3 separate regions of the Homo sapiens genome follow, and all the other regions are linked to region 2. A link is an interaction called in ENCODE POLR2A ChIA-PET data of the cell type or tissue named here. Cell type or tissue: PC-9. All regions are shown on one strand. Links, peaks and the distances in the headings refer to the core of each region. The heading gives the core; the rest is flanking DNA. Region 1 overlaps TBCD (tubulin folding cofactor D). Region 2 holds the start of LOC105371948 (a long non-coding RNA gene). Region 3 has its middle 6.6 kb from the start of METRNL.

Evidence for each region. ChIA-PET counts read pairs that join two places held together with the same protein. Peaks named below come from ENCODE experiments on the same cell type or tissue, not always from the same donor. Only the 100,000 strongest peaks of a DNase experiment are listed, where the experiment ranks them.
Region 1: POLR2A ChIA-PET joins it to region 2 with 6 read pairs; 3 of 35 experiments call an interaction of 5 or more read pairs at or near these places.
Region 3: POLR2A ChIA-PET joins it to region 2 with 5 read pairs; 4 of 35 experiments call an interaction of 5 or more read pairs at or near these places.

Annotation. Positions count from the first base shown.
Region 1 is chr17:82,847,155-82,857,768 of GRCh38, reverse strand. All of the region lies in intron 13 of TBCD (tubulin folding cofactor D), which reads right to left. Among named protein-coding and RNA genes, the nearest start is that of ZNF750, 12 kb to the right of the region's middle. RefSeq lists enhancers at 7,194-7,696, 8,053-8,282. In PC-9, for the core only: no CTCF peak of the experiment used is centred there; no DNase peak of the experiment used is centred there.
Region 2 is chr17:83,189,413-83,200,026 of GRCh38, reverse strand. All of the region lies in intron 2 of LOC101929650 (a long non-coding RNA gene), which reads right to left. LOC105371948 (a long non-coding RNA gene) reads right to left here and starts at 6,464. Exons shown (of 3, transcript XR_933965.3): 1 at 6,040-6,464; 2 at 4,804-4,901; 3 at 41-224. In PC-9, for the core only: no CTCF peak of the experiment used is centred there; a DNase peak (open chromatin) is centred at 6,126; H3K27ac peaks cover 304 bases.
Region 3 is chr17:83,067,675-83,078,288 of GRCh38, reverse strand. No RefSeq gene overlaps it. Among named protein-coding and RNA genes, the nearest start is that of METRNL, 6.6 kb to the left of the region's middle. RefSeq lists an enhancer at 8,097-8,649. In PC-9, for the core only: no CTCF peak of the experiment used is centred there; a DNase peak (open chromatin) is centred at 4,658; H3K4me3 peaks cover 554 bases.

The sequences.
Region 1 (10,614 bases), core at 2,080-7,079, 340 kb after region 2:
TTAAATTAAAAAAAAAAAAAAACCATGAGACACAAGCAGCAAGGTTGTATCATTTGTATGGCTCCTGTGGCTATGCCAAGTAATAACACTCCGACAAGCTTCATACTTTCCTGTCATTCAACAATACGTTACTCCATACAGAATCTCAACTCCAATTTAAAAGTGTCAAATATTTAAAACAAAAAAACAAAATACTTTTTAGACACCTGTATATGTGCATGTGTGTATGTACACATCACACACACCCAAAAACTGCACACACACAGAAAAGAACTGAAAAGAGGGAATTAAAACAATGGTGAAATGTTTACATTAAACACGACACAATACAAAGACATTATCAAAAGAAAAAAAAAGACAACCAACAGAATGGGAGAAAATACTTGCAAATGATATATCTGATAAGAGTTTAATATCCAGAAGATACAAACAGCTTTACAACTCAACAACAAAAGGACAAACAATCCAATTTAAAAATGGTCAAAGGACTTGACTAGACATTTATCCAGAGAAATACACAAACAACCAAGGAGCACATGAAAAGATGCTCAGTGTCATTCGTCATTAAGAAAAATTCAAATCAAAATCACAAGATACCCCCTCACACCTACGAGGCTGATTATAATTTTTTAAAAAAGAACAACACAGGTGTTGGTGAGGACATGGAGAAACCAGAAGCTCTGCGCCTTGCTGGTGGGAATGCAGGGCAGCACAGCGTCTGTGGAAACAGCTTGGGGACGCCTCAGTAACACACCGAGGGTCCGCACGCGGTCCAGCGATCCCGCCCTGGATGCGCACCGAGGGTCCGCACGCGGTCCAGCGATCCCGCCCTGGATGCGCACCGAGGGTCCGCACGCGGTCCAGCGATCCCGCCCTGGATGCGCAGCGAGGGTCCGCACGCGGTCCAGCGATCCCGCCCTGGATGCGCACCGAGGGTCCGCACGCGGTCCAGCGATCCCGCCCTGGATGCGCAGCGAGGGTCCGCACGCGGTCCAGCGATCCCGCCCTGGATGCGCAGCGAGGGTCCGCACGCGGTCCAGCGATCCCGCCCTGGATGCGCACCCAAAAAAGGGGAAGACAGGGATTCAAACAGACACTTGTACGCAAACGTTCACAGAAGCATTCTTCACAAGGGCCAAAAGGTGGGAAAACTTAAGTGTCCGTCAACTGTGTAAGGGCCCTGATAGCATTCATCAAGCTCTGTCCCTGTGACTCATCATCTACGAAAGGCCACACCTAACACTGTGCCCTTGGGAGTCAGGATTTCAGCAGGAATTTTGGGGAACGCAAGCATTGGGGCGTCTGTTTTTTTTCTTTTTTTCTTTGTAGAGACAGGGTCTCACCATCTAGCCCAGGTTGGTCTTGAACTCCTCGCCTCAAATGATCCTCTCATCTTGGCCTCCCAAAGTATTGTGATTACAGGCATTAAGCCACTGTTACTGGCCCCAGCTTTCTTTTGGTTAGTGTTTTCTCAGCATATTCTTTTCTGTCTTTCCTTTTAATCTTTTTATATTCTTGCATTTTAGATGTATGTTGAGTAAAATTCTACCATATGATTTTAAGCTGGTGAGTTTAGTCCATTTACTTCACTGACATGTTTGGGTGTCTTTGTCTTACTATATGAATTTTGCTTTTTCAGATTCAGGCTCATGCCTGTAATCACAATACTTTGGGAGGCCAAGATGAGAGGATCATTTGAGGCCAGGAGTTCAAGACCAACCTGGGCTAGATGGTGAGACCCTGTCTCTACAAAAAAAAAAAAAAAAAAAAAAAAAGTGGGGGGGGAGTCTACCCATACAAAGCAATATTATTCAGCCATAAAAACAAATGAAGGCCTGACACATGCTACAATACAGATGAACCAGGCACAAAGGGTCACGCATTGCAGACTCCATGTGTATAAAATTCTCAGAATAAGTAAACGTAGAGGCAGAAAACAGCCTGGCAGGTGCCAGGGGTTGGGAATACAGTCATGTGTCGTGATGTGTCATGACTATGTGAATGGACACCAGAGTATTTTTTCGGTGACAAAAATGTGTTAAAAGTAGACAGAAGTAATAGCTGTGCAACATTGGGTATGTACTAAATGCTCTGAGTTTTTCACTTTAAAGTTAATGGTTATTTTTATGTTATGTGAAATTTTACCTCAAAACACAAATACACACAGAAAGAGAGAAATGACTTTTTAAGAGCAAACACCTGGCCAGGCACAGTGGCTCACACCTGTAATCCCAGCCCTTCAGGAGGCCGAGGTGAGTAGATCACGTGAGCCCAGGAGTTCGTGACCAGCCTGGGCAACATAGTGAGATCCCATCTCTTCAAAAGATAAAAAAAATTAGCCGGGCACGGTAGCATGCACCCATAGTGCCACAGTGACTTGGGAGGCTGAGGTGGAAGGATCGCTTTAGTCCAGGAGGCCAAGACTGCAGTGAGCCGCGACTACACCATGGCACTCACTCCAGCGTGAGCAACAGAGTGACCCTGGCTCTAAAAAATTAAAAAAAAAAAAAAAAAAAAAAAAAAAAAAAAAAAAGCAAACACCTTTCCCTGCCCCTCTGGAAAATTCAGTCTTGAAGCATCAGGTGGCACCGCATAGGGTCTGCACATCCAGGAAGGGGTGGTGGGGGCCAAAGTGGCCCATATGGGGCGAAGAGGGGTCCGTGAGGTGGACAGCAGGGTGAGGGGGCAGCTGGCAGGCGGAGGAAGGCCACAGGGAGGAAGGCCACAGGGAGATGCGACGCCCCAATGCTTCTGTTCCCCAGAATTCCTGCTGAAATCCTCACTCCCAAGAGCACGGTGTTAGGAGGTGTGGCCTTTCGTAGATGATGAGTCCCAAGGACAGAGCTTCATGAATGCGATCAGGGCCTTTACACAGAGCTTTGCTTGTCTTGTGATTGGCACTGTTAAGTGGCTTGTGTCCACTGCGATGCTGACAGATCCACTCTTTCAATACGTGATAGAAATTTCACGTGTAGCTTTGTGCAGGGTTTTTCTGGTCATCGTTTCCAGCACAGAACGTCAACCATTCCTCCTGTTTCTTAGGTCATCTCTGGCACTCACTCCAGCACCGTGCTCTTACACTGCTGCCCAGCTCCCCCCAGCAGTCTGACTTTCTGTGCGACATGCAAACGTGAATGCTTGCCCCTTTTCTGACCACTGTTACCCATACAAGTAACCTGCAGGCCTTTCTGACATTTTCAACAGTATCTGTACACCCCCATACAAGTAACCTGCAGGCCTTTCTGATGTTTTCAACAGTATCTGTACACCACAGAGCAGAGGATACGCAAACACACGAGCGGTGCGCACAGGTCTCGCCCATGTGGAGCCTCATAAGGAGCCTGCAGCGCCTGCGTCCGGCCTGCACCCGACATTTCATCGCCCTTTGTGGACGTGCTTGCATGAGGGAACCTGGTCTTATGTGGAAAGGATTTATCAAAGCTGAAGGGGGCTGGGAGGATCTTTTTCCCCTTGGGGTGCTGAATCAACTGTGTGTTGTTTACCTGTGTTTTGACTGCAGCCCATCACCTGCAGAGTGTCAACTCAGCATTCAAAAAGTTTTCGGTTTTGGATTTTCGGATTCAGGGTGCTCAACCTGTAATGTCTAATGTTAAACAAGAAGAACTAAAAACTCAACAATGTCAAATATGTCAGATGGAAAGTGATCGAGGTCAGGGTGTGCTGTGTGTTACTTGGAGGGTAGGCTAAGAAGCTGGCTGTTGGCTCTGAATATTCGTGGTACAAGCTGAATACGACCCCTGAAGAAACACAGGAAACAGAATAGATGATTCCAAACCAACAAGGAAGAAGATGTGGAATGGGACTGGGTTGGGGGCCCAATAGGAACCACAACTTTTAAAAACAAAAAAAAATCTGAAAAAGCAAAATTCATATAATAAGACAAAGACACCCAAACATGTCAGTAAAGTAAATGGACTAAACTCACCAGCTTAAAATCACATACGGTAGATTTTTACTCAACATACATCTAAAATGCAAGAATATAAAAAAATTAAAAGACAGAAAAGAATACACTGAGAAAACACGAACCCAAAGAAAGCTGGGGCCATTAACAGTGGCTCATGCCTGTAATCGCAATACTTTGGGAGGCCAAGATGAGAGGATCATTTGAGGCGAGGAGTTCAAGACCAACCTGGGCTAGATGGTGAGACCGTCTCTACAAAAAAAAAAAGAAAAAATGAGCTGGGTGTGCTGGCAAACACCTGTAGTCTCAGCTACTTGTGAGGCTGAGGTCAGGGGATGGATCTAGCCCATGAGTTCAAAGCTACAGTGAGCCGTGAGTGAGCCACTGCACTCCAGCCTGGGCAACAGAGCAAGACCCTGACTCAAAAACAGAAAAAAAAAAGGAGGGGGGGTGTTGCTGGATGCAGTGGCTCAAGCCTGTAATCCCAGCACCTTAGGAAGCTGAGACAGGTGGACTGCTTAAGCCCAGGACTTTGAGACCAGCTACATGGCAAAACCCTACCCTTACAAAAAAAGAAAAAGAAAAAAAATACGACAATTAGCTGGGCGTGGTGGCACATGCCTGTGGTTCCAGCTACTCAGGAGGCTGAGGTCAGAGGATCACTTGCGCCCAAGAGGTCAAGGATGCAGTGAGCTATGATCACACCACTGCACTCCAGCCTGGGCAACAGAGCAAGAACCTGTCTCGACAAAATAAATTAATTTAAAAAAAAAGAGAGAGAGAAAGCTGAGTAGCCACATTCACATCGGGCATAAAGAGGCACTCTCCATCACGAGCTCTCGTCCTCGGGAGCCGCTCTCCATCATCATCACTAACCTCAAAACAGAACGCATCGCAAGCCAGACACGGTTCTGAGCTCTGAATACGTTCATTCCCTTAACTTTCCGAACAGTCCTATGCTCCAAGCCCAGGCCTATACCCAAGACAAAAACCACATCCACACAAAAACTCACACACGAATGCTTTATTCACAGCAGCCTACAGTGGGAAACAACCCAAACGTCTACCAACTGACAGATGGATAAATAAAATGCGGCCTCCATGTACGTCGTGGGCTGAATTCTGTCTCCCTGAAATCCACATACTGAAGTCTTAACCCCAGTGCCCCCGAGTGCCTGTATCTGGAGATGTGGCCCTTAGAGATGCGTAAGGTAAAATGAGGCCACGCAAGTGGGGCCCGGATCTGCTATGACCAGTGTCCGCCTAAGAAGAGGAAACAAGGACACCAAGACACAGACCGAACGGCGAGCACGCAGCAGGAAGGCAGCGCCTGCAGGCCCAGGAAAACCCGGAAGAAACCGAGCCTGCTGCCGAGCCTGCTGGCACCTCGACCTTGGACACCCAGCCTCCAGAACTGTGAGGGATACATTTGTGCTGCTTGAGCCCCCATCTGTGGTGACTTGTTTCCACAGCCTGAGCTGACTAAGATGCCACACGATGGAACAGGCTTCAACAAGGAAAAGAAAAGGAGCACTGCTGGGGGCTGCATCGCCCACGGACCACGCCAACGCCACGCTCGGGGCAAGGAGCCACCACAGAGGACCACAGGGGGCACGGTTCCATTCACAGGAAATGTCCAGAATGGGTAGACACAGAGAACCCATCTGTGGTGTCTAGGAGGGGGGGTTTATCCATCTGTCGGGGGGGTTGGGGATGACAGCGAAGGAGCGTGGGGTAAAATGTTCTACAACTGACTGTGGCGATGGCTGCAAAACTCTGCAAATGCGTTACAAGCCACTGAACTGTACACTTAATGACAGAACTGAATGGCATGTGAATTGCGTCTCAACAAAATCATTAAAAATCCTATGGGGTCAACAGTAATCGTTCCCGCTTACAAGCAGATGCGCTGAAGCAGTGAGGAGTCACTTTTCTATTCCCACCTGGGTCAACTTTGATAAATTACATTTCTCTCGGAACGTCTATTTTGCCTAAGCTACCAAATTTCCTGGCAAAAGATATTCTTAACATGCCATTTTCCATCTCCACGGTGGCTGCACGAGGGCTCCCTTCCGTGTGTAAGGCTCCTGCTTTCTGCCCGTCGGCCACGCGTTTATTGGTCCCATCAGCCCTCTCGAAGAGCTGCGTTTGGCTCTGTGTGTCCTCTCTCATCTTTGTCTTCCACCTCCTTCATTTCTAGGGTTCTGCTCACTGCCCTCTTCCCACCCGCCCTGTGCAGAGTGAACCTTTCTCCTTTTCTGTACACGTGTCTGAGGCCGAGTCACCAAGTGATTCCTGCCAGGGCCAGAGAGAACCTCGGGCCCTGTGGGCCACATGCAGTCCACATCGCAGACTCTGCTTGGTTGTGTTTATTCTCATTGATAACATTTTTAAAATGTGAAAACCCTTCTTGGCTCCAAAGCTGTACAGAAACAGGCTGAGGCCCCACTGGGCCTGCAGGCCACAATTTCGTCACACCTGTTTAAAGGTTTAAGTTTCCTTAGCTGCATCCCAAAATTTTAGATAGAATAATTTTGTGACTGTTTATTTTTATTTTTAAACTTTTTTAACTTTTTATTTTAAAACCTCCTGAGACTTGACTCATGTGATTTACACATTTGTATATCTTCTAACTAAAAATTATCACCTTTCCTTTATTATTCTGTATCCAGTTTTTAATTTCATTACTTTGTGAGCATGGAATACCATCTGTCCGCCAGTGAGTCTCTGAAATGTCTCGAGACTTGTTTTATGGCCTGGCTGTGTAATATCTGTGAATGTTCCTCAGGTGCCTACAAATGTGTATTCTCCAACGGCTAGCTACACGGTTCTGTATCAATTATGGAATCATGCCAGTCGCCTCTGCTGTTGAAATATTGTATGTGCACACACAGTATGTAATGTGCGTTTTATACATATCTATATCTCCACTACATATTTAGTTATCAATAATTGGGAGGTGTTTTGAGCTCTCAGGAGGATACCGGGTCTGTCCATTTATCTCTGCAGACCTATTAACTTTTGCTTTTCAGCTTTTAGAAAGCTGAGTCAGTCCAGACTCACCACAAGCCCCATACGAATTCAATGCAGGGATGGATCAGGGCTGATGAGGCCATGGGGGCCAAATCACCAGTCCATGCACAGCCATACTGTAGGGGGTCCGGGGTCAGCACACACAACCAACAACAGCACAGCCAACAACAGCACAGCCAACAGCAAAACAGCACAGCCAACAACAGCACAGCCAACAACAGGACAGCCAACAGCAGCACAGCCAACAACAGCACAGCCAACAACAGCACAGCTAACAACAGCACAGCCAACAACAGCACAGCCAACAGCAAAACAGCACAGCCAACAACAGCACAGCCAACAACAGCACAGCCAACAGCAAAACAGCACAGCCAACAACAGCACAGCCAACAGCACAGCCAACAACAGCACAGCCAACAACAGCACAGCCAACAACAGGACAGCCAACAACAGGACAGCCAACAACAGCACAGCCAACAACAGCACAGCCAACAGCAGAAGAGCACAGCCAACAACAGCACAGCCAACAGCAGCACAGCCAACAACAACACAGCCAACAACAGCACAGCCAACAGCAGCACAGCCAACAGCAGCACAGCCAACAACAGCACAGCCAACAGCAGCACAGCCAACAGCAGCACAGGCAACAACAGCACAGCCAACAACAGCACAGCCAACAACAACACAGCCAACAGCAGCACAGCCAACAGCAGCACAGCCAACAGCAGCACAGCACAGCCAACAGCAGCACAGCCAACAACAGCACAGCCAACAACAGCACAGCCAACAACAGCACAGCCAACAGCAGCACAGCCAACAGCAGCACAGCCAACAGCAGCACAGCCAACAGCAGCACAGGCAACAACAGCACAGCCAACAGCAAAACAGCCAACAACAGCACAGCCAACAACAGCACAGCCAACAGCAGCACAGCCTCAAGAGCTGCCGCGCACGGGGGCTACTGCTTCGCTTCTGCCTCCAGATTGTGCACAGCCCTCTCCGAGGACTACCAGGGAAGGGGGTTCCAGCAGAAGGTCCTGCCTGGCTGAGGTGACATGACGCAAAGCCACCATGGTCGCATCCTGTGAGAGGGACCCGTGTGGCACCACAGGCAAAAGCAGGTCTCTCTGGACAATGGCAGTCCCACCCCCGGGGCGACCACGAGGATTCTCAGTTTATCCGTGTGCTTGGAACAATGCCTAGTGATTGCTAGTGCCACGCGGTTCTTACTTTACTTCCTACTTTCAGAGCTTGAAATGAACTTGAGATAACCTAAAAAGACACCATCAAAAAACAGGTTAAGGAGACGAAAGGGGAAATGAAAACCACAGCGAGGAAACAAGGAAGATATGAAAAGGGGCCAAAACCAAGGTCTGGAAATACCTGAAGGAAAAGATTTCACTGCAATGGATGGAAATGTGACTCTCAGGACTTAGCTGAGGAGAAACAGTGGCCCTGAAGACCAAGCCCGGTAGGCAGCCCCGACGCAGCAGACAGAGGGGGACATCGAGGTGGAGAAGACGCAGCAGGCAGAGGGGGACATCGAGGTGGAGAAGACGCAGCAGAGCGGGGGACATTGAGGTGGAGAAGACGCAGCAGGCAGAGGGGGACATCGAGGTGAGAAGACGCAGCAGGCAGAGGGGGACATCGAGATGGAGAAGACGCAGCAGGCAGAGGGGAACATCGAGGTGGAGAAGACGCAGCAGGCAGAGGGGGACATCGAGGTGAGAAGACGCAGCAGGCAGAGGGGGACATCGAGGTGGAGAAGACGCAGCAGGCAGAGGGGGACATCGAGGTGGAGAAGACGCAGCAGGCAGAGGGGGACATCGAGGTGGAGAAGACGCAGCAGACAGAGGGGGACATCGAGGTGGAGAAGACGCAGCAGGCAGAGGGGGACATCGAGGTGGAGAAGACGCAGCAGGCAGAGGGGGACATCGAGGTGGAGAAGACGCAGCAGGCAGAGGGGGACATCGAGGTGGAGAAGACGCAGCAGAGCGGGGGAAGACACAGAGGTGCAGAAGCCTCCAGGAGACACAGGAGAGAGGATGAGAAGGGATCAAGCCCATTGACCTTTTGTCTGTTCGCATCTATTTTCATCGTTAGGTTTTTCACTGTTATTTTGTAGCATGAAAAAAAAGAAGATCTGAGTGCTAATTTTTTTCATTTTACTTGTCCTTGTGCGATTTAACTCATGACTTCTGTACCTGGCTGCTGTGCATGTAGAGGCACCCTCTGAATAAACTCCCTAGACGGCGGCCACATGAGTTGCTCTGGAAAACTAACAAGTCTGAGTCAGGCGAGTGAGAATGCCGAAGCGTAAGACACCTCGCTGTCGGGGTTCAGGGAGGAGAGGAGCTGAAGAAAACTGTGGGAATTCTTAAACTTGGCCCAAGTTCACAAACCTGAATTGGGTTTCCCAATCAAAGACAAAACAAGCCATACATAGCTCAGGGTTTCAAGTTTCCCTCTCAACACAGAAGCCGCAGCGCCAATCCGCACAGGAGAGGAGGGAGCGACAGGACGCTGTTTAAACAGAAACCAAAAGCCGCTCGCCCTCCCTCTGACTCTGACGGTGCCTGCAGAGCCGCCAGAAGCCCCATTTCCGAGGCCGCTCAGGGCGAAGGTGTTGGAAGGGAGGAGCCGGGGACTGTGCGCCCAGTACAAAGGCTACCCACAGGCCACACACCCAGAAACTGCCAGCCCTGCCACAGAGCACCATCCCACAGGGCCGCGCCCACCCATCTCCTCACACTCACCAGGCAAGAGACAGCCTGGAGGGGCCTTGGTAGGAAAAAGGGGCAACAGACAGGGGCCGTTTGCTCTACTCCCACTCGTCTGAAAAAATTAAGTTAGCCCCAGTTCCATAAAAATTCAAATCGTGGGCCCGGCCCGGTGGCTCACGCCTGTAATCCCAGTAATCCCAGCACTTTGGGAGGCCGAGGAGGGTGGATCACGAGGTCAGGAGATCAAGACCATCCTGGCTAACATGATGAAACCCCATCTCTACTAAAAATACAAAATACTAGCCAGGCGTGGTACCACGCAACTGTGATCCCAGCTATTCGGGAGGCTGAGGCAGGAGAATGACTTGAACTCGGGAGGCGGAGATCGCACTACTGCACTCCAGCCTGGGTGACAGAGCAAGACTCTGTCTCAAAAAGAAAAAAGAATTAAATTGTGGCGTTATTTGTACAAACAAATTAAAATTTAGGTATTGGCATGACAAATCTCAGACTTCAACTTACAAATAAAGCCCTCCACTACTCATCAACGTCAACAAATGTCCAGAAAGAAAGCTTTCCCCAAATTCTCTCATACACCTTGGCTGTATCTCACCACAAGAGCCAAATCAACTCCACTTTCATTTCTCTGCATCGCTGAGTTGTCTGACACAGTCAGTAAAACCCCACTGATGTTCTCAGGGTTGTTTCTTTTTTTTTTTTTTTTTTTTTTTCTTTGACATGGAGTCTCGCTCTGTTGCCCAGGCTGGAATACAGTGGCATGATCTCGGCTCACTGCAAGCTCCGCCTCCCAGGTTCACACCATTCTCCTGCCTCAGCCTCCCGAGTAGTTGGGATTACAGGCACCCACCACCACGCCCAGCTAATTTTTTGTGTATTTTTAGTAGAGACGGGGTTTCACTGTGTTAGACAAGA
Region 2 (10,614 bases), core at 3,195-8,194:
CCTGTGACGGCCACGACATCATCATATCCGCTCGGAGAACTATTTTTAACTGATTTATGTATTTCTTGTATGAGGAAGACACCAACTTCTCCTTTAGTCAGTTTTACAGGAAAGTACTGCAGCTGTGCTCAGCTCAGCAATATTAATCGCCACAGAGCACCCTCCGAAGTCTTGCAAAAATTAATAAAGTTGGAAATATGAGTCAGGTTTGGATGCCACTCATTCTGAAAAAGAAGAAACTCAATAATAGTTACCTTCTCCTGTAGAATCAACGAGCCCAGTTTGCGAAAGAGCACCCTGTGTCTTTAAATTTCCGTGGCGTGCCCACAGAGGAAGGTGTTCCGACCTCTGCTGCCGCTGCAGCTCCGGGGCACTGACCACACAGAGCTGGTTTCTGCACTTGCATCGCTTGCCCGAGAGCTAGTCACCGCGGGCGTGGGCGAGGCTGCCAGGGGCCACCTGCCTGCCAGAGCCAGGGTGCCTATCTTTAAGGCCAGGGGCTCCTGAGGACACAGACACTTCCCTCCTCTTTCAGACAAGGACAAGCTCAGGGACATGGGTGGTTTGGGCTCAGGCTGACCGGGAAAGACACGTAGAAAGTTTGGTGTGCGCTCTGGGTTGTGGGGGCCCGGCGGGAGGGTGGGCTTCAGGATCCCGTCCCAGGACGCGTTCATTCAGCGGCACTCACACCCCCAGCACCTGCTCCCGGCGGGTGCCGAGGCTTCTTTCACTCTTCTTAGCATCTCCCCATCACTCACTTGACTCCAACCAACAGCCACTTATGTACCAGCTACGCGCCAGGTTGCTGAACAGCTCTGAGCAATTAAAGGGCAGCCAGGAGCAGCTGGGAGAGGAGGGGCTGGAGGAGGAAGAGGGGTCCAGGACCCAGGGGCTCACGGGGCATCCCGAAGTCTTTGTGGAGACCTAGGGTTGGGGCTGCAGCAGGGGGTCGGGGGGCAGCCAGAGATCCCGGTAGACCCGGGAGGGGCCTGATCAAGGAGAAGGAGGGGCCACAGAGCCAGGGTCAGGACAGACTGTGAGGGGGCCTCTTGTTGGGACAGCGTCCCCTCGGAGCAAGAGCCCGGGGCGTGTGGCCGCCTCACTGTGACCTCCGGCCGTGCAGGCCTCTGGGGAGGGTGGAGATGTTTTCCCCTTCTCAGAGCACGCAGGTGTTACCTGCCCACAGAGTAGGAAGTGGGGTGCTGTCACCTGCACCGCACAGGTGAGGAAGCTGAAAACCCAAGACCCAAGCCATTTGGTCTCACTCTGGCTGAATCACCTGGAGGCTTTGGGAAACAGATTTTCTTCCCCCTTCCAGCCTTACCGCCACCCTCCTCTCTTCTAGAAGAGGCAAGAAGAAGCGGGGGTGGGGGTGCAGGCCGAATTGCCTGGAGGTTAGGGGGACCCTCAGCACCTGAGTCAGGGCTCTGTGAGACCCCCTGGTTCTTCGCTCACTGTGGGCTGAGACGCAAGCTGAGTCGTCCACAGGAAGATACCCTCTTACTCTGAACAACCACTCTTTCAAAGAGGACACTGAGGCTCAGAGAGGCTCCCCAAAGCAATGGCCAGCCACCATGGGCAGGACGTGGACTCCGGCCCAGGAAGCCTGGCTCCAGAATCATGCTCCAGGCCTCTAAGCTGTAATTTGTGTCCTCCAGGGCTCACAATATCTAAGATTTAATGTGGAAAAATGGTGCTATTCTGTCTCACCCCATGCCCCAAAATGAACTTAAAGGCAAAAAAAAAAAAAAAAAAAAAGAATAATTATAAAGTTTGGAAGAAAATACAAGAGCATTTTGGTATAAAAATGCAAAATCCAAAGCCTTAAAGGAAACCATTTGACTACTTAAAATTTAAAAACTTTTATGTGATGAAAAGAACAACCTTAAAAAGGTAAAATAATAAGCAGCAGACTGGGAACGAATATCTGCAATGTAAACACAAAGTACTGATATTCATCATATATAAAGAACTCCCACAAATCAACAAGAAAAAAGCAAATGACTAGCTAGAAAAGTGGTAAAGGGTAAAAACAGAAACATAGTCAAATAAACTAATGAATATCACAAAATATCCAACCTCCCTATTAATCATAGAAATAAGAAATTGAAAAATATTTTATGACTAAATCTAGTGTTGCTCCAGTGAGGAAGGGATCCACTGACATGCCGTATGCAGGGGTGTGAATGGGAACAGGCTTTTGAGAGGTGATTTGGAGTCTCTATCACAAGTTTAAATGCACCTGCCCTGAGACGCCCATCCCTGGGAAGAGATGTCCGTGCAGATGTCTAAGGCACACGTCTGGAAACGGTGAAGACCTGAGAAGAACAATCCTTAAGGGTCCCAGCCCCTGAGTGTTCACCTTCCAGGGAAACCAGTCCTCATGGAGAACTCAGAGCCCTGGTGGGGTGGTTGCTGTGGTCTAGGGCCTTTGTCAAGGTTCATCCCAGGCTGGGCTTTTGGAGGGCAGGGAGGCCGCTAGTATCTGGGTGGCTGCCTGAGCCTGCAGATCCCACACCCAGCTGCCCCGAGGAGCTACTGTCCACCTGGTGGAGACTCAGGCTGGGCCCAACTCAGAACTAGGAGCAAGGGAGTGAAGCAGGGATGGGGTCCTGCAGAGGGGCGGTAGGGTCTGGCCCTCCTGGTCTGGGGGCCTCCCCGGGCGGGACAGTCCCTGTGTCCCACCCCAACCGCCTGCTGCTTTTTCTGGACCACCCCCCACCCCGTCCCCCGTTCCCCTCCAGGCTGGGCTTCCCACTGTCTTCCCACTGACTCAGCATCCGTCCTTCCCGTGGGGGCAGCAGCATCACTGCCTTCTCACGTGGAATCCCAGGGAGCTGCAGCCTCCACCCTGCCTTCTGGAGAGTTCTGTCTCTAATTTTATACGCCCTATCAGCCTGTTATTCGATCCAGATGCCTGTGAAATTTGCAGCGGGATCGTTCTGTGACGGGCGGTGGGCAGCCCAGGCAGGGCTGCCGTTTCGTGCATCAGCCCAGAGGTCTGAGAAGGGTGTGGCTCCTTCCCTGGGAAACAACATGGGACTAGTTCCAGAGCCAACACCCATCACTTTGCAACCCCCTGGGTAAGTGTGCGTGGGGGGGGGGGGGTGCTGAGCTGCAGCGGGGGGCAGAGGGCTCAGGCTGGACCACCCCTGCACCTTCCACAGTGAGGCCATCCCCTCCTGAGCCTCTGGCTCCTGGCCTATCCTCGCTCCCTCACCCAAGCCCCATGAGGATTCAGTAGCTTGAGAAGGACCCTCTGCTCACCAGAGGTCACAGTGACTGTGAGAACACCCTCCTGTCCTCTTCCCCCCATTCCTTCCTGGACCTTGGGACACTTCTGGGAGGCAGCGCCCTCTCCCAACAGAGTCTTCTCCACAGGGCAGCCACGGGGACTTTGAGGATACCAGGTCCTCACCCAGGCCCCCGTCTCAGAGTCAAAGCCGTAACTCCCATAGCACAGTGGCCTTCGAGATGCCCTCTTGTCACCCGCCAAGGGGTGCCGGCACTGAGTGCGAGGATTTGACTTCCCACAAGAGGAAAGCAGGTTCTTTCCCAGGGGCCATGCCAGGCCCCAGCACCTCTGCTGACCTGGCTCAGTGCGTCGGGGAAAAGGGGTGCCCAGCCTCCTCTGTGTCTCCAAGTCAGGGGCATCCCAAGGCACCTCACTTGGGTGCTCTCAGAAAAGACAGCCCTGAATCTCAGAGCCACCAAAGGCAGGCAGGATTCGAGCCTGGCCTCAAGCATGACTCTGGAACGTAAAGAGGAAAAGACGATTTAGGTTAACGTGGGACACAGCCGGTTTCCCGCCCAAACCAAGGTCCAGGGGGACTTCTCATCCCCAGCAGGGGGTGTGTCTACAAAGAACAACCACAAACTGGGGTCATTTCCAAAAGAAACACTCCCGGCTTCCTCCAGGGGCAGAGACCGAGGGGTCTGGGGGAGGAGGCTGGGGTGGGCAGAGGCCCGAGGTAGGGAGGTCCAGGGGCACATCCCAGGTCTGGCAGCATGGGCCGGGCCCTGCTGGGAGGGGGCTGAGGACCCCAGAGCCTAGGCCTGTCCTAAGCCTGTCCTTAGCCGGAGAGCCTCGGCCCTGTGCTGGCAGCAGGGTCTTCACTCCTTGCCAGCTCCACATAGGCAGTCAGGCTCAGGCCAGCCCCCAGCCAACAGCGGCTCCCAACACGCCCTGCCCTGTGGGAGATGCCAAGCTGGCATCCCTCTCGGGCCAGGCCAGGCCTCCTGGTGGTGTGGCCAGCGCTGGCACACAGTCCTGAATTCCTTCAAAGAACAACAAACTGAAAATCCAGCTGAGTTCAAATTTGCCCAAATTCCCACTTGAAGTTTCCCTGTCCCAGAGGGTGGTACCCGCCCCACCCCGGTGGGATGTGGTGAAGGCAGTGGCTCCTCCCGGCCATGAGGCATAAACAAATACCGCCTGGGCCACAGGGGCTTGGCCGGAGCCCTTGACTCAGCCCCACCCAGGCCCCCTCCTGCACCTCGACCGGCTCCTGGGGCTCCATGACCCACAAGCCAGCAAGTTTCTCAGCTGCCCTGACACAGCCTAAGACGGGTCTCAAGTCCCTGTCGTGCCCGTCCCAGGAAACCGGTCTTCACCTAGTCAGTCCCAGAGACCTTGCTCCTCACGCCCAAGGTGAGCAGCCCCGTGTGATTCTCAATCTTTCAGGGTTGACCCTGACCTAACCCACATCTCCACCTCAAGTCTCCCACTCCAGTCTGAGAAACCCTCCCCGCTCCAGCCCCTAAGCCCAGCCCAGCCCAGCCCCGCAGGGCCTCCTGACTCACCCAGATCTGTCCCCACAAGAGGCCTCCTCACTCCTCAGTGGGAGACTCCGTGGCGTGCAGGCTCCAGGGGCTCTGTGGTCCCGGAAGCGAAGGTGGGGCTGGAGGAGGAAGCGAAGCGGATGTCACCTTCCTTGAGGGATTCTGGAGCCGCTTCAGTGGACATCTTTGCCCTCTGACCTGAGCCTCTGATTGGGTCATGGGTGGCCAGCAGCACAGCTGAGCCTGTGTCCTGTGCAGCCCCAGCCCCTCCAGCGGGATCACTGGCCCGTTGGGGATGACAGAGAGACACTCCCCGTCCTCTGGAGCAGGGGTCCCCAGGCTGTGGTCTGTTAGGAACCGGCCGCGCGGCAGGAGGTGAGCGGTGGACCGGCCTGACCCTGAGCTCCGCCTCCTCTCGGATCAGCGGCGGCATTCACTTCTCACAGGAGCGTGACCCCTATTGTGAACTGCACGCAAGGGATCTAGGTTGTCCGCTCCTTATGAGAATCTAATGCCTGATGATCTGAGAGGGAAACCATCCCTTCTTCTCTCCAACACCCACAGAATAAGTGTCTTCCACAAAACCTGTCCCTGGTGTCAAAAGGGTTGGGGACCACTGCTCTGGTGGGAAGGTGCCAGGCCCCTCAGCCCCTTCCAGGAGACTGAGAAAGGGTTCAGGAAACCTGGGGGGCCGGCTGGTTCACCACCCTCCCCCCACCCTTGGCTCACCCAAGTCAGGGGCTCCACCCCAGCAGGCAGAGCTGACAACTCACAGGGGTGTCTGGGGAGGGCAATGTCCACTGCCATCTGCCAGGTCACGGGGGGATGCTGGAGGTCTGCTCTACCTCAGTTCCCCTGGCGTGGGTGCCTGGGGCTTCAGATTCACCCTTGTGTGGAGGTGGGGAGGCAGGATTGGGGAGGACCCTGAGTCTCCCAGGCAGGCAGCCTGGCACCGGGTGGGGGACTGTGATCCAGCAAACCTGCTCATTCTTGTGGGCGGCTAACGGCTTTTATTTCAGGACACCCACATGTGTTAAAACAGGAAATAAAGTATACGAGAAACAGCACCCCCACACACTCCCGGGTAAGGAGGCTTTTCCTCAGTCCTCCACTCACACCCACACAGCCCCAGGAGGGACCCCTAGGCACAGCCCACACCTCCACATCCCATCCAACCCCCACGTTCCTGGGCTGCTCTTTCTCTGAAGCATTTTAACACACAGGCGTGAGTGCACATACACACACACGTTTACCAACCATGCTTGGTCCCTGTAGCGTCTCCTTCCACCTGGGGCAGGTGACATAAGGGGTCAGGTGCCCGCTGACTCAGGACTTGTGGTTCCTGGAACTCTCAAACTGTGGCTGCATGAGTCCCACCCTGAGGGCTGATGGGGTGGACCCACAGAGTGCTGGACCTGCCCCAAACCTCAGAGCATGTCGGGCTGAATGTCCAGACACCGAGGAGCTTCGGGCAAGGTCAGGGGCCAGGCATCGTGACAGTGTCCCCAGGCAGCTGACCAGGAGAGGACAAGGCAGCTGAGAGGGCCAGGGGAGGGGGTGTGGGAATGCAGGGCTAGTGTCAGCAGGCCCAGCTGGGTGTGTGTCTCCTGGGAATCTGCTACAGGGGCCCTAGCACTGCGCTGTGCTCCCCGGGGGACCCCCACCCACCCAGGCCAGGGCCAGGGTGGTGGCTCCGTGTAGTGGCCAGTGCTGTTCAGGGTCTGGGGGCTGGTACAGGGGAGGAGCTGGGACAGGGGAGGGGCTTTGTACAGGGGAGGAGCTGGTACAGGGGAGGGGCTGGCACAGGGGAGGAGCTGGTACAGGGGAGGAGCTGGTACAGGGGAGGAGCTGGGACAGGGGAGGGGCTTTGCACAGGGGAGGGGCTGGTACAGGGGAGGGGCTGGCACAGGGGAGGAGCTGGTACAGGGGAGGAGCTGGGACAGGGGAGGGGCTTTGCACAGGGGAGGAGCTGGTACAGGGGAGGAGCTGGGACAGGGGAGGGGCTTTGCACAGGGGAGGAGCTGGTACAGGGGAGGGGCTGGTACAGGGGAGGAGCTGGTACTGGGGAGGGGCTTGGTACAGGGGAGGGGCTGGTACGGGGAGGGGCTTTGCACAGGGGAGGAGCTGGTACAGGGGAGGGGCTGGTACAGGGGAGGGGCTGGTACAGGGGAGGAGCTGGTACAGGGGAGGAGCTGGTACAGGGGAGGAGCTGGTACAGGGGAGGGGCTTTGCACAGGGGAGGAGGTGGTACAGGGGAGGGGCTGGTACAGGGGAGGGGCTGGTACAGGGGAGGAGCTGGTACAGGGGAGGAGCTGGTACAGGGGAGGGGCTTGGTACAGGGGAGGGGCTGGTACAGGGGAGGGGCTGGTACAGGGGAGGAGCTGGTACAGGGGAGGGGCCGGCACAGGGGAGGAGCTGGCACAGGGGAGGGGCTGGTACAGGGGAGGAGCTGGTACAGGGGAGGGGCTTGGTACAGGGGAGGGGCTGGCACAGGGGAGGAGCTGGTACAGGGGAGGGGCTGGCACAGGGGAGGGTCAGTTCTGAGTGATTCTGACCAGGACTTGCGTGTGGAGGGTTTGACCCCCCCAGGTTAGGACCCCAAGTTTTGCCCACGGGTCCCCCACCCCATATGCACATGGGCTGAGGTCGGAGGGCTGCCTGCCCAACGGCCTGCAATGGCTAGTGGGGTCTGTTCCACTCTTGAGCCAAGTGCTGAGGATCTGCCTAGTGGGAGAGCCTGGTGGGGAACATCCTGTCTCTGGTAAATCCACTCGGGGCTGGGTGTGACTGTATAATCGAGGTTGGTCATGAATGTTTGGAGGTTTATGTCACTGTGCTCCGTGGTTGGTCACGAATGTTCGGAGGGTTATGTCACTGTGGCTCCGTGGAACTGGCACCAAGCTCATCTCGCCTCCTCTTCTGTTGAAGAAATGATGCCCCTTTCTGGGGTCACGTTCTTAGAGTGGGCAGGGGTGGCTGCCCCTCTGACCAAAGCTCCCGTAAGCCTGGAACCTGTCCCAGAGGAGGCCTGGTCTCTCCCTGGTGCTGCAAAGTGCCAGTGTGGGGCAGGCTGGGGTCCCCCTGGCCCTGGGGGAGAGGGGGCTCCTTCTTGGCCTGGGTCCCTTGGGGTCAGAAGAGGTGGCCCCTGCCTCTACTGAGGGACTCCCCATCAGTACCCCCTAACCTGGTCAGAGGGAGCGTACTTAGGTCTCCTGTTCCACTTTCCAATTTGAACACCTATAAACCCTTTGGCCTCAGCCTCTTTCCACCAAGAGCCAGCAACAGCTGTCCTCAGGGCCTGCCTTTGGTCAGGCCACCCTGAACAAACTTCACTCAGCCACTAATGGCCTGCCGTGGCTGTGGGATTCCGCTCCTGGCCAGGACCTTGGACGGAAGCCACTGCCAACCACCCAGGTCACACTCACCACCCACCTGGCCACGCAGGATTGCCCCCTCCTCTCAGAGCCCTCGGGGCAGCCCCAGCCGGGCGTCTAGCATTTGATGATGTCCCTGACCCCATGTCCCCACCAAGCCTCCCTCTGAGGGTCCCTAAGAGAAAGCATGCTTTACGGAGACCTTGTCAAGGAGGGCTGGAGTCAGGAGGAAAGGCCTTCCCCTCAAACCAGAAACTCACCCTAGAGCCTGAAGGGCCTTAAAAACAAACAAGAAAAATGACTTTAGTTTTGCTTTGCGTTCCACAAAGAGGCAGTTATGGCACCAGAAAAGTGAAGATGTCTCTCTCCCAGAATTAAGGTTGACTCTGAAGTTTATTACATCCTAAAGGTGTCACTAAAGCCACATGGCCATTTTGCAATCCATCCAAATGATCCCCTCACCCACGGGTACCTTCAGAAGGTCCTCACACCAGGTGCCACCGTGTGGGTCTGTGGCCTCCACACCCTCTTCCCTCACACCAGATGCCACCGTGTGGGTCTGTGGCCTCCACACCCTCTTCCCCTCACACCAGGTGCCACCGTGTGGGTCTGTGGCCTCCACACCCTCTTCCCCTCACACCAGGTACCACCGTGTGGGTCTGTGGCCCCCACACCCTCTTTCCCTCACACCAGGTACCACCGTGTGGGTCTGTGGCCTCCACACCCTCTTCCCCTCACACCAGGTGCCACTGTGTCAGTCTATGGCCTGCAAACCAAGGCCCTCACAAACCAAGGGACCCACGTGGAGAGGGTCACTGTGCACGTGATATGGCCCCTCTTTGGAAGGGCTGTAGTCACCGTGAGGGGCTAAGGTTTGCTCTTGGGGCTCTGATTTTTATTTAACTGTGCACTGGGCACCGTTTTAGGGCTTAAGACACTTCCACAAGAAACAGGCTCCTGCCCTGAAGGGCGCCTCCGGTTGGGGGGCCGACGGCGATGCCATCTGCTGTAAAGAACCCTTTATGGTGGGGCGTGGGTGACGAGGCTGAGCCCAGCACTGGATGGGAGCAGCTGAGCCAGGAAGTGGCACTCAGCAGGAACTGGGGGGCTTGGTGGGAAGGGGACAGGCAGGAGGCCAGGAAAGAGCATTCCAGGTTCGAAGCCCTAGTGAGGGTGGAGCCCACCGGGAGAGGAGCAGCACGGAGGCGGTGTCAGGGGAGGCTGGTGGGAGGGAGGCACAGGGTCCAGAAGGTCCCTTGCGACCAGAAGGGGCACCCCCAAACTCCTGAGATCCATGTGTCCACCATCCCAAGGGAAACAGGCCTCCAAGCTGGCCTCAGCTTGATTGAAAAAACAAAGCAAATGAAATAAAACAAAACACTACGTGTCTCGCCCACTGGAGAGATGGAATGAGACTCATGGTGGGTGGAAGAGTTTGCTTTCAGTTGTGCTTTGGGAAGTCAGGAGAGAAAGGAGACAGCCCCACCCCAGAGGCTCATGGAAGGCCAGGTGGACAGAAGGACAAAGGAAGGCACAGGGCACCTGGCCCCAAGAGGTTTGGGTTTATCAAGATAACAGACGTCTACACAGCTCGCCCCAGGACATGGCGGAGGGAACAGAGCTATCCCCTCAAATGCCTGTGTTCCTTGGTTGTCATGACTTAACTCCACGGAGAGCTGAACCATACAGACTGATCAGAAGCTGGGCCCCAGCGACGTGGCCAGGGCCGAGGCTCAGCCTGTCGGTGTGAAGTGTTCATCACCAGCACTTTACAGACCGTGCAATGGCAGCTTTCACGGGCGGTGAGCACAGCAATCCCGACCTTATTTTCCACAAGCACCAACAGATGTTTAAAACTGGGGAGAAATTTCAAGGACTGGAACATTTCTCAGGCAGGGCCCCTGGAGCAGCTCCAGGGAGCTGCACGCCCGTGGCCTGGTGGTGTTGTCCTAAGTGCGCCCTTCACACATCAGGAATGTCAAACAGAGCTGACCTCAGCACCGCCGAGAGCCCCACTCCAAACACAGCCGTCTCCAGCAGCAGGCAGGCTCCGGGGTGTTTGTCTAATTTAAAACAAACTAGTTGGGCGGTATATTATTTCTCCAACCAAACAGGATTGAAAGCCGCATGTGCGAGGCATGACTATTGCTTCCTGCTGAAGTCCAGGCATCCCTCAAGCCTGCTCAGCACATTTAGCAAAAAGGAGATGATTGTTTCCCATCTCACTGAGAAAATAGAAGCAATCAGAAAAGAATGTCCACGTGCTCCGACCACACCATCTTCCCACCCAACTGTGCCTGGCCAGCCAGACCCACCGCCGTCCCCCACTCCAGGCTGGCCAGGAGCTCTGGTTGCCCCCTCAGTGGGGCCACCCTCAACAACAGTCATGCTGTCCCCTCTCCTGCCGGCCAGGGCCCCCCAGCTGCTGGCTGTCTCTCTGCTCTTTTTCAAGATGCCC
Region 3 (10,614 bases), core at 2,561-7,560, 120 kb after region 2:
GTGGAGCCCAGCCCCCAGCCCAGGAAAGCTGGGACAAGGGTGAGGGTCTGAAGAACTGGAAGGCGATGACAGTGACCACTGAAGGTAGTTTCATTGTAAGGATCTGTTCAGAGCACCCACCCCATCGAAAGCCTGGAGCCAGGACCTTGCCCAGCACATCAAGTGACATCACCCTGAGGCTCAAGGTCTGGTGGAGGTGCATTTCGGAGCTTGGAGACTGCCCCACCCACCCCCGTCTGCTCTAGGAGTGCACCTCCCCCCACCCCCATCACTGCAGGTACCAGGGTGCCCAGTGGAAAGGGACCTGCTGTGGAAAGGGACCTGCTGTGGAAAGGGACCTGCGGCTTCACACCTGTGCGCAGCAACTGCTTTCCATGCCCACCAAGCATAAGATAGCAGCCCCCCCAGGCCCGGTCCACCCTTGAAGGGCCACATGGCCTATCAGGGTCCAGATCATCACACCACGGAAGAGGCAGGGCAGTGCTGGGATCTCTTGAGTTATAGATGCGGACATGGGGAACTCAGGACCTGCCGTGACCTGCTCAGGGTCTCAGAGCCCCTGGTGGCTGCTAGACCGAAGGGGAGAGGCCGCCTCTGGTCAGCAGGCAGCTGGTTCCAGCCTAGGCTGGGGCAGAGATCTGCCACCTGGCAGGATGCCCAGCCTCCTGTGCCCAGCGGGCTGTCCTAAGACTGGGATCGTACGATGGTGAGTATGGGACCCACGTGTACTTTTCAAAACCCGTAGAAAATACAGCACAAGAGTGAATCCTGATGGAGGCTTGAGACATTTGTAATAATAACGGATCAATATTGGTTCTTTGACTGTCACACGCCTACACCCTAATGAGAGAAGGTAATCATAAGAGAAACTGGGTCAGGGAGAGGGTGTGTGGGGGACCTCTACCATCTGCTTGGTGTTTCTGTAAACCTAAAACATTAAGTCTGCTAATTAAAACAAAACAAAACTAGAGTAAGAATGCTTGCTGGCCAGTATTCTCGGAAGAAGCTAATCTGTCTTGGGAAAGGAGCCTGGCCCTTTCCACCCTGGGGCTGTGGTTCCCCAAGCTGTTCCCTTGAGGAGGTTCATGCCCCAGAGACATTGGGTGCTCCTGGGCACCTCTGCTGACCCCTGTCCTGGCCCAGCGAGGCCACCTACAGGTGAGACGTCCCCTGTAGACGGGGTTCCTGGTGTCAGGAGGTATCAGGCTCCTAGAGGATGCAGGCTGAGGTGGTCAAGGCTGTCTGGGGGTGTTCCCAGCCACTGGTACACTGCCCCTTGTACCACCAGACCCCGAGAGGCCGATTATGAACCAAAAGGATCCCAGCTGGTCATGGTGTGTGGCCCTCCCCCTGGTCCTCTGGGAGGGTCTGCAAGGAAAGGGCCTTGGGTGTGTTTGTCCCTGGATGTCTGGGAAGGGACTGCTTCCCAGTGAGCATGTCACGGGGTTAGACCCAGGAAGGGGCCACAGCATCATCCCACCCACCCACTCGTGGGAAGGAGCTGGTCTTCGCAGCTTTGCGTGAAGCTCTGATACTTCCTACCTGAGTCGGAACGTTGAGGCTGAGCCGTGGAATCGGAGAGCTCCAGAACCCACCAGGATCACGCCTGCCCATTCCCTCTACCGGCGGGCCCTGCAGTGATGCTTCTGCATCCTGGGAGATGGCAGCTAAGGGACCTGGGCCAGGGGGGCCTGTGGCCCAACCGTAGGTCTACATCAACCCTCTCTCTTTCCTCATCTATCCATTCCCTCGAGAAACAGCTCTCAGAAGCCTCCTGGGCAGACGTCCGTGAAAAAAATTCTGGGTGCACCCTGGACAGTCCTTCTGTGCCTCACCAGGGTCTGAGGCCTCAGAAAGCAGGACGTGGCCTCCCATGTCCGAGGACCACGACCCACTGTTAGGATCGAGTGACCTCGGCAGGGTCACCTCTGTGTATTTGACCCGGGAGTTTTTATCGCGTGCATTGCAGGGACCCAGCACCTGGGAATTTGCTGGGGTGGAGGGCTGTGGGACTGGACCCCTTTCTCGGCCTTTCCTATGCCGGGTGCCTACAGGCCCTGTGGGGTGGTGGACGGACCTGGCTCGGACGTCAGCCCCCAGCTCTGGGTCACAGACATGGTGGGGTTGGAGTCTGTTTCTGAGCCTCAGTTACCTGCAAAGTGGATCTGTTCTTGATTCCCAGGGCGTCGTAGGGTTTACGATGTCAGGATTCAACGCCACGTCCCCAGGTGGGGGCTGATTCTCACCTGTTCAAGGCACCACCGGGCTGTCATCAGGCCTTGGGGCCCTCATGGGGCTGGGTGGGGGGAACCCCTCCCGCCGTGCTCCCCACAGCTGCGAGTTCTCTGAGCCACTGGCACAACCCGGTGGACTTTACTGCTTTTATTTTTGGCCCAGTCTTGAGGTTTTCAAATGTGTGTTGACGGCCAATGTGCTGCCCAAGATGACCAGTCACCTGAATCCACTCACTAAAGAAACAGCTCCTCCCAGAGTAGCTGGATTCCTCCAGAAAAACATCACACGGTTTCCCCAAGCGCGTCCATGAAATTTTCTCTTTCAGCATTTGAAAAATACTGAAGAACGTCGCAGTCTGTCGTTCACGTGAGCACAGTTCATCCCACGGCCCCGCCCAACCACCACCTCCCAAGTCATTTGCCACCCGTTTCCCTCCCAGGCCATTTTCGCCAACCTTCTCGTAATTATCGTAATTGTGGTTGAATGATACATGGAGAGCCTGTGCTTGTAACTCAACTTCAATGAGCAACGTGTAATTACTACACGAAACAGCCACGGATGCCAGCCAGCCTCCACCTGATGACCTTCAGTGTGTCATTCTTCCCTAACCCCCTCCTTAACCTAATTTGCTGCCATGTGCTGCTCTCTGTGCGTCAGAGAAAAGTGGGAGTAGGGAGTTTCCTTGAGTCAGATACAAGTCCAGGCCGATGCTGGCCGGCTATGTGACCTTGGGTGGTGCTTGCCCCCAGGTTGGCCAGGTGGAGAGAGGCCACCAGCCGCCAGCTCGGCAGTGAGAGACAGTTCTGTGTGGCACGCTGGCCCCACACCGTCCTAGCAGTTGTTTGTAGCAGCTGTTCATGGCAGCATCTCACCCTCCGCCCGGCCATGAACCGACCATGGCCCCAGGGCTGGTGAGCTGTAGTGACTCTGCCATCTCGGGCACTCAGACCCCACAGGGAAGGAGGGTCCTCGGCCTCCGCGGGGTGGTGTCAGGAGGGGCCATCTACAGTACACGGTGGATTTGTACACAGAGGTGGACGTCTGCGTGGACCCTGACCACGGCCGGTCAGATGTGCTCAGGGGCAGGACCGTGAGCCCAGTGATGACGTGCTAAGGTCCGGCCGGCCGGCCACACACAGCAGGTCTGCGGTCACCCAGGACGTCAGCCGAGGGCCTCAGCCCACTCGTTCTGGAGGACGCTCACGGCAGAAACGCCTCGGAAGGAGCCGGTATCCCCACGGCCTGCGGGGAGAGGGAGTGTCCCATATGCCAACTACCGAAGGCCTGAAACTCACAAACGTTGAAGGCCAGTGTGCAGGGCACCCACGCATCCCCCGGCTGCGGCCGAGGGCTGTTCCTCTGTTTTGGCATTTCCCCTGAGCCACGTGGGAGCTGCAGAGGTTGTGACCCTTTGGCCCTAATCATGGGAGCAGGAGTCACCCCTCAACGGGGACAACGTATGGTGCCATCCAGCGCCGTCGGCACACCCAGCTTGCCGTGTGGAGACGGTGCCCCTCCATAGAGTAAATGCACGCCGCCTTGTTCCCCGTGGGCCCCACACTTGACTGCTCATCACCGGGCTGGGCCCCCTCTGACAGGCTGGGCAGGGCACAGGGTGGTCCCTCCCAGGGTTCACTGGTTGGCATCAGAGACCAGAGCCCCGCTCCGTGGCCCTCCTGGCAGCCCGCCCCACTGGCATCTGAATTCTGGAAGGCACCTCTCCCAGGGCCACCTTGGCCACCCTCTAGAATAAACAGAAAGAGGGGGCTCTGCTGCCTGGGGCTCCTCGTGGGCTCAGATCGGTCGGCGTGTCTCACTGAACAGTTTGGGCTCCTTTTTTCTTGCAAGTTTATAATCGAAACGAAGAGCTTTTTTTCTCTGCTTCTGTGGCCTTTGGTTTCATGCTACAGGAAGGCATCTCCCAGACCCCAGTGGGGCCTGCCGACAGCGGAGGCACGTGGGGGTGTGCGAGGGGCTGTGCCCTGTTCTTGCTGTGCCCCTCTGCCCCTGGCACCACCCCGAAGGAGGCAAGGCCTTGTCAACATCTGTTAAGCCGGGAACCGGGGACCGCCCAGGGTCAGATGGGCTGGAGTAGCCACACTGCAGGAAGCTGAGGGCAGACAGAGCTCTCTCCTCCCATACCCCACTGGGCTGGGTGTCCCGGGGAGGGTGGACGTCCAGATGCTGGGGCACCTAACCTGGACCGGGCTGGGCAGCTGCCCAGCGCGTGGGGAAGGGCGGGACCGTGGTCGGCGCAGTCACCACCAGGACCTGCCCCGCCGGGCGGGGTTCTGCCTCCTCCTCCAGTCCACAGGGCGAGTCTCCACGGACAGCCCCAGGGACAGGCCCTCCCCACATCGACGCTGCGCCTGGATGACTCAGCCCAGGCAGGCGGGGGTGGCGGTAGACACCCTCACCAGGAGCCTGTCCAGTGGGGCCCTCCCATGCAGGTAATTAGCCCGGCTGTCCTGCCCCTGAAAAGAGGCCGGGTAGCCCAGAGCTGCCCCCAGCTGGAGGGGCTGAGAGCTCTGGCTGTGGAGCGTGCGTGGGATGCGGGGGCGCTGGAGGCACAGGGCAGCTGTCTCACATGTCCGTCCCTTTCTGCCCACGCTGAGATAGTGAAGAAGGCCTTGACAGCCATTTGGACAGACGGTCCCACCCAGAACGAGGAGAAGCAGGCGACACCCAGCTCAGCGGACAGTGGGCAGGCACACTGGCAGGCAGGGTCAGGGGATCTGTCTCCCGAGTCACCTGTGTGCCAAGACACCCCACTGCGTCCCCAGGCTCCAGGGTTTGGGGAAGGGTGTCGGTGGGGCTGGGCGTGCAGGGAGCGTCCGGGGGCCAGGTCACGTGGACTTGGCCGATCTTGGAGAGAGAACTGGACCCCCACAGTGTCGAGTAGATAGGGGCCCAGCGGGGTGGGGCCCGAGCAAGTGAAGGCGGGGGTGGGGCAGGGCCTGGGTGTGCCTCCCCAAATCCAGCCAAGCTGGAGTGCACAGGGTCACCCAGGGATGCTGGCTTCACGCTCTTCCTCCAGCCATGCCTGCCTGGACTCGGCGGAGGAAACACTCCCTCCAGAAGCCCCTCCAGGCAGGCAGGAGCGAGGCCAGCTGGTGGGCTTTCTCCTCGGGAGTGGAGGGGTCCCTCCCGTCCACACGGCAGGTGCTGAGCACCCTACCCCAACCCTGCCTGCTGCAACGTGCGGGCCCAGCCTTGGCGCCAGCTGTCCCAACAGGGACCTGAGGACCCATGTGCCTTCTCCTGGAGAGGTGGCCAGGCCTGTGCCGGGGCTCCACTCTACTCCCAGTGGTGCCAGGAGGTCCCTGCAGCCCCAATGCCAGAGCTGTGCCTCCGCTGAAGCTTGCGGAAGTGAGACGGCCCAGAGGGACCCGCTGTCCAGACCCAGGATGGTGGACTGTGCGTCCTGGGCCTCAGTTCAGGCTCATGAAAGATGACTGAGCCCCCTCCGCCCCCGCCCCACACCCTCCAGCCCCCACACCCCACCATGCCCCGCACCGCACCAGCTCCCCGCATAGATGCTCCTCCTTGTCAGCCTGGGCCAGAGCCAGACAGGACCCACAGAGGCAGGGACCCCTCCCCAAATCCTAGCTGGCAGTTTCAGTCTTTAAGCACTGTCTGGGGGGTTGTCAGTGTTGGTGGGGTGCACTCCTGTAGGGCTGCCTGGAAGAGGTGACCTACATGCGTGCACAACTGTTCAAGCAAGGGTGAGGAAAAGGAGCAGCTGGCACTGTGCACTGTGTGGGGGTGCAAGGAGACCCAACCCAGCAGGAGTCAGGGCAGGAGGCTGGGGGCAGCCTGACCCCACGTGGAAGAGCTTGGGGTCATGAGGCTGCTGTCACCAGGCTCACAAGGGACTCCAGTGAGAGAGTAAAGCGATGAGGTCACGTGAACTGAAGAAACAAAACCACAGATCTTTATATGCAGTGTGGCAACAGTGACAGGAGCCAGGGGAAGTCTCCCCTCGACTCCACGGTGGAATTTTAATCGTCCCCAATTTTTCTACAATGACTAGGTATTGCTATTATGATGAGAAAACAAATTATTTAAAAAGGAAAAAAAAGAAAAAAGGAAGGAGGAAGGGAGGGAGGAAAGATGGAGGGAAGAAGAGAGGGAAGGAGACAGAGAGAGAGATTGTTATGAATGATGGGGGGGGACACAGTTTACCCAGAAAACAACTGCAGCCTCATGGGGCCTCTCAGGGGGCCAGGCCCAGGGCGTGGCTGATAGGGAGGTGGGCCGAGGGGCACTGGGAGCCCATGCTGGGCTTAGTGAGGTGGTGCAGGTTGGCTCGAGGAGTGCCCACTGCTAAACTGCGTGACTTGGTGGCGATCAACCCTCCAGCTCCCCATCTGAGAGCGACTTCATGGTGCCAACCCCACAGAGTCGTGGGCAGGTTCATGGCCCAGCTCAGTGGGAGGGAAGCTCCAGCTTCCTATGTACTTTGGAGCATGGGCCTCCCATTCCGGCCTCCCCACTCCCTGCCTCGACCTCAGCAGCCCTGTCCCCGTCCCCTCACAGCAGTGGCTGCAGCCACCAGGATCTGCCCCTTCCTCACCACCCTCTGGCTCTGTTCTACCCTCCGGAGCATGAAGGGCCGTGGGGCGCCTGGTGTCTGCGTCCTGTCCAGAACATGTTGGTGGACAGCACCTTCCCCCCCAGCCCTCCTGACTCTGAGAAGCCTCCTGCCTGCCAGCCTTTTGCGTGTCACAGAGAAAACAAGGTGAAGAAGATGATTATTTGAGTCTAGAGAGCTAATTAAAATGTTTAAAAACATACTTTTTAAGTACAAAAGTGAATATGCTTATTGACAAAGTCTGTTGTTCGGGGTTTCTGAGAGAAAAAAGAAAAGAGGGATTTCCCCTTTGACTTCCTGGCCCTGTCCAAGGGCTGGTACAGGCTCCCTGAGACTCCCTGGGCGTCGTGTGTGCACGTGTGTATGTGCATGCGTGCTCGAGTGTGCATTGTGTGTGTGCGCTCATGTGTATGTGTGCATGCCTGTGTGCACGTGTGCGTGTGCTCGAGTGTGCATTGTGAGCGTGTGCGTGCTCATGTGTATGTGTGCATGCCTGTGTGCACGTGTGTGCGCTCGAGTGTGCATTGTGTGTGTGTGCTCATGTGTATGTGTGCATGCCTCTGAGCATGTGTGCATGTGTGTAGAGCCCTGCATGGGATTTGGCCCACAGTGGTTCCATTTTGACTCTAATTTCCAGCAAAAACTCTGCAGAGCTCTGGTCAGCAGCCGCGACTCTGGCGCCAGTGCCTGTGGGGCAGGATCTGGATTTCAAACTCAATTTCAAAAAACAAACCATAGCTGAGTCCACTACAAGGCAACAGGAAAATAATGAGTGGCAGAGTGGGGGCTGGGGGGCATGACTTTATTTTTCGTGGTCCAGTGGTCGCCTGGGCGATGCCGGCCTTGGAGGGCGCGGAGGAGAAAGGCCTAAGAGTGTGTTGATGTCAACAGGAAGCGCTTTTGTGGGCGTCTTTGGGCATCGTCTGTTCTCACTGCTTTCAAGTCCAGTGAGGGGCAGGCAGAGCGGCTGCCAGCTCCCTGAGTGACCAGCATCTGAATGTCCCCAGGCTGCTTGCTGGGCCACCTCCCAGCCCTGCCCACCCCGTGGTCCCCTCCTGACCCTTTCTAGGTGTCTCAGGCCCCCAAGGCCCCACAGCCTCCCCCCCTGCGAATGAGGAGTCATCAGCACAGCTCAGCAGGGACCCTGAGAGGCCAGAGGCCAAGCCGCCGCTCAAAGTGGAGGTCAGGCCCGCGCTGACCGGCTGGGCTGGGGGGAGCCGTCCCTGTCCCGTCCACTCCCCGCGCCCCGTCCGCCAGAAGCCTCCGCAGTGGGGCAGTCCCAGCCCGTGCCCCTGACCACAGCCCTGAGGCAGACTGTCCCGGCCACCTTTGGGCCCAGCACGCTCCCTCCCAGCCCTGCACACACGGGGGCTGTGAGCTTGTGCACCAGCAAAGGCTGTCATGCAGCAGTGGGGACCCGGAAGGATCAGGGCTGGAGCGTCCTCACGGGAGGCATCCCACGTGGCTCACCTCGGCACTGGGTGTCTGCCTCTCACATCCTGCGGCTCCCACCACATGGGCCCCGTCCACTTCAGGGTAGACCCCTCCTGGCAGGTTCTGTGCCCACAGCCTGACAACTACAGGGGCAACTACAGCCCCTGACCCTCCTTCCCTGGCTTGGAAGAGGGATGAGAAGCCGCTGGACAAAGGGGCATGACAGGCATATGTGAGCGTGTATGAGCGTGTGGGAGCATGTGGAAGCATGTGGGAGCATGTATGAGCATGTGGGAGCATGTGTGTGCATGTGGGAGCATGTATGAGCGTGTGGGAGCGTGTGTGCGCATGTGGGAGCGTGTGGGAGCATGTGGAAGTGTGTGGGAGCATGTGGAAGCGTGTGGGAGACCCAGCAGGTTGGGGAAGGACTGGCCCTTGTCCCAGCTCTGGCACCCATGTTAGCTTTTGGTGAGGGACACAGTTTCTAGCACCTTCTGAGAAAGGACCTGTTTGAGAACAGCCAGACCCTGCCAGCCCCCACCCGGCCCAGCCCGGCTCTCAGAGAGGATGGGGTGGGACCCCATGTTCAGCGCTGGCCACCTTCGGGCTGCTCCGACAGCATGGGGTGGTGGGCACAGAGCCCTGCCCGTGGGGGTTGACACCTGACCCAGTCACCCTCGTCATGGGGCTGACGACGGCACCCATCCCGGGCACCCCTAGGAGCACAGGGGTCAGGCCTGTGTGCGGACCTGCCAAGTTCTCTGGGTTTCATTTTGTCCCCACCCCGCTGCATTCTCTCTACTTGTGCACACGTGATTTCCACAAATGATAAGCAGCCTCAACCATTTCCTGAAAAATTGGGGTTTTAGGTGAACCTCGGGGATGTTTTTCTACTGAAAAAGGTGAAATTAGGGAGATGCCTCCTCTAGGTCCGGAGGGGGACTCTGGCAGGGCGGCCGCCAGCCCTGCCTCTTGGGGTCACCGCGGGAAGGTGCTGGGTCCTGCTGTCCTCACATGCAGATGCGATTTCCACCACGGCAGCCCCCACGGCTGGGCTTACTGGGCCCGCGTGCCATGGGGGGAGCACCCGAGTTCCAACCTGCAACCCCCACGGATCCCACCCTGGGAGGACACCCCCATTGTCGCCCCCGCTGTCGCCTCCCGGGACCCCCGCTGCCGCCCCCCGCTGTCGCCTCCCGGGACCCCCATTGTCGCCCCCGCTGTCGCCTCCCGGGACCCCCGTTGTCGCCCCCCGCTGTCGCCTCCCGGGACCCCCATTGTCGCCCCCCGCTGTCGCCTCCCGGGACCCCCATTGTCGCCCCCCGCTGTCGCCTCCCGGGACCCCCGCTGCCGCCCCCGCTGTCGCCTCCCGGGACCCCCGCTGTCGCCCCCGCTGTCGCCTCCCGGGACCCCCGTTGTCACCGCCGCTGTCGCCTCCCGGGACCCCCGTTGTCACCCCCGCTGTCGCCTCCCGGGACCCCCGTTGCCGCCCCCGCTGTCGCCTCCCGGGACCCCCGTTGTCACCGCCGCTGTCGCCTCCCGGGACCCCCGTTGTCACCCCCGCTGTCGCCTCCCGGGACCCCCGTTGCCGCCCCCGCTGTCGCCTCCCGGGACCCCCGTTGTCACCGCCGCTGTCGCCTCCCGGGACCCCCGTTGTCACCGCCGCTGTCGCCTCCCGGGACCCCCGTTGCCGCCCCCGCTGTCGCCTCCCGGGACCCCCGTTGTCACCGCCGCTGTCGCCTCCCGGGACCCCCGTTGTCACCCCCGCTGTCGCCTCCCGGGACCCCCGCTGCCGCCCCCGCTGTCGCCTCCCGGGACCCCCGCTGCCGCCCCCCGCTGTCGCCTCCCGGGACCCCCGCTGTCGCCCCCGCTGTCGCCTCCTGCAGGTGGGATTTCGGGAGGTTCTTGGGTCATTCTCATCCCCGTGGAGGCTCAGGCTTCATTCCTTTAGCGAAACCTCATGTGTTTCCCGCACTTCCAAAAACGTCCAGCTGGAAGCCCTGAACTTCAGAAAGCAAAAGCAACTGAGTTTTCCCTGCACAGCCTGTGGCTCTCCCGGCCGGAAAGCACTTGTGTCACCCAAATGCCTGGGTCCTGGGCTGACCGTCCTAGTCTTTTGGAATCTAAGCTGAGCTGACTTAACCTAAATCCCTCCTTCCCAGAAGGGCTAAAGTGATCCTTTTCGTAGCTCCGCTAAGAGGCCTTTATCTGTGGCCCGGCTCATCCCAGAGGGGACGGGAGGGGTTGAGGTGAATGCCTGCAGGGTAACAAGATAAAGCACAGTGTAAGATGAGTGTGACACAAGGGGACAGGTCAGGCCCGGTCAGTGTGACACGAGGGGACAGGTCAGG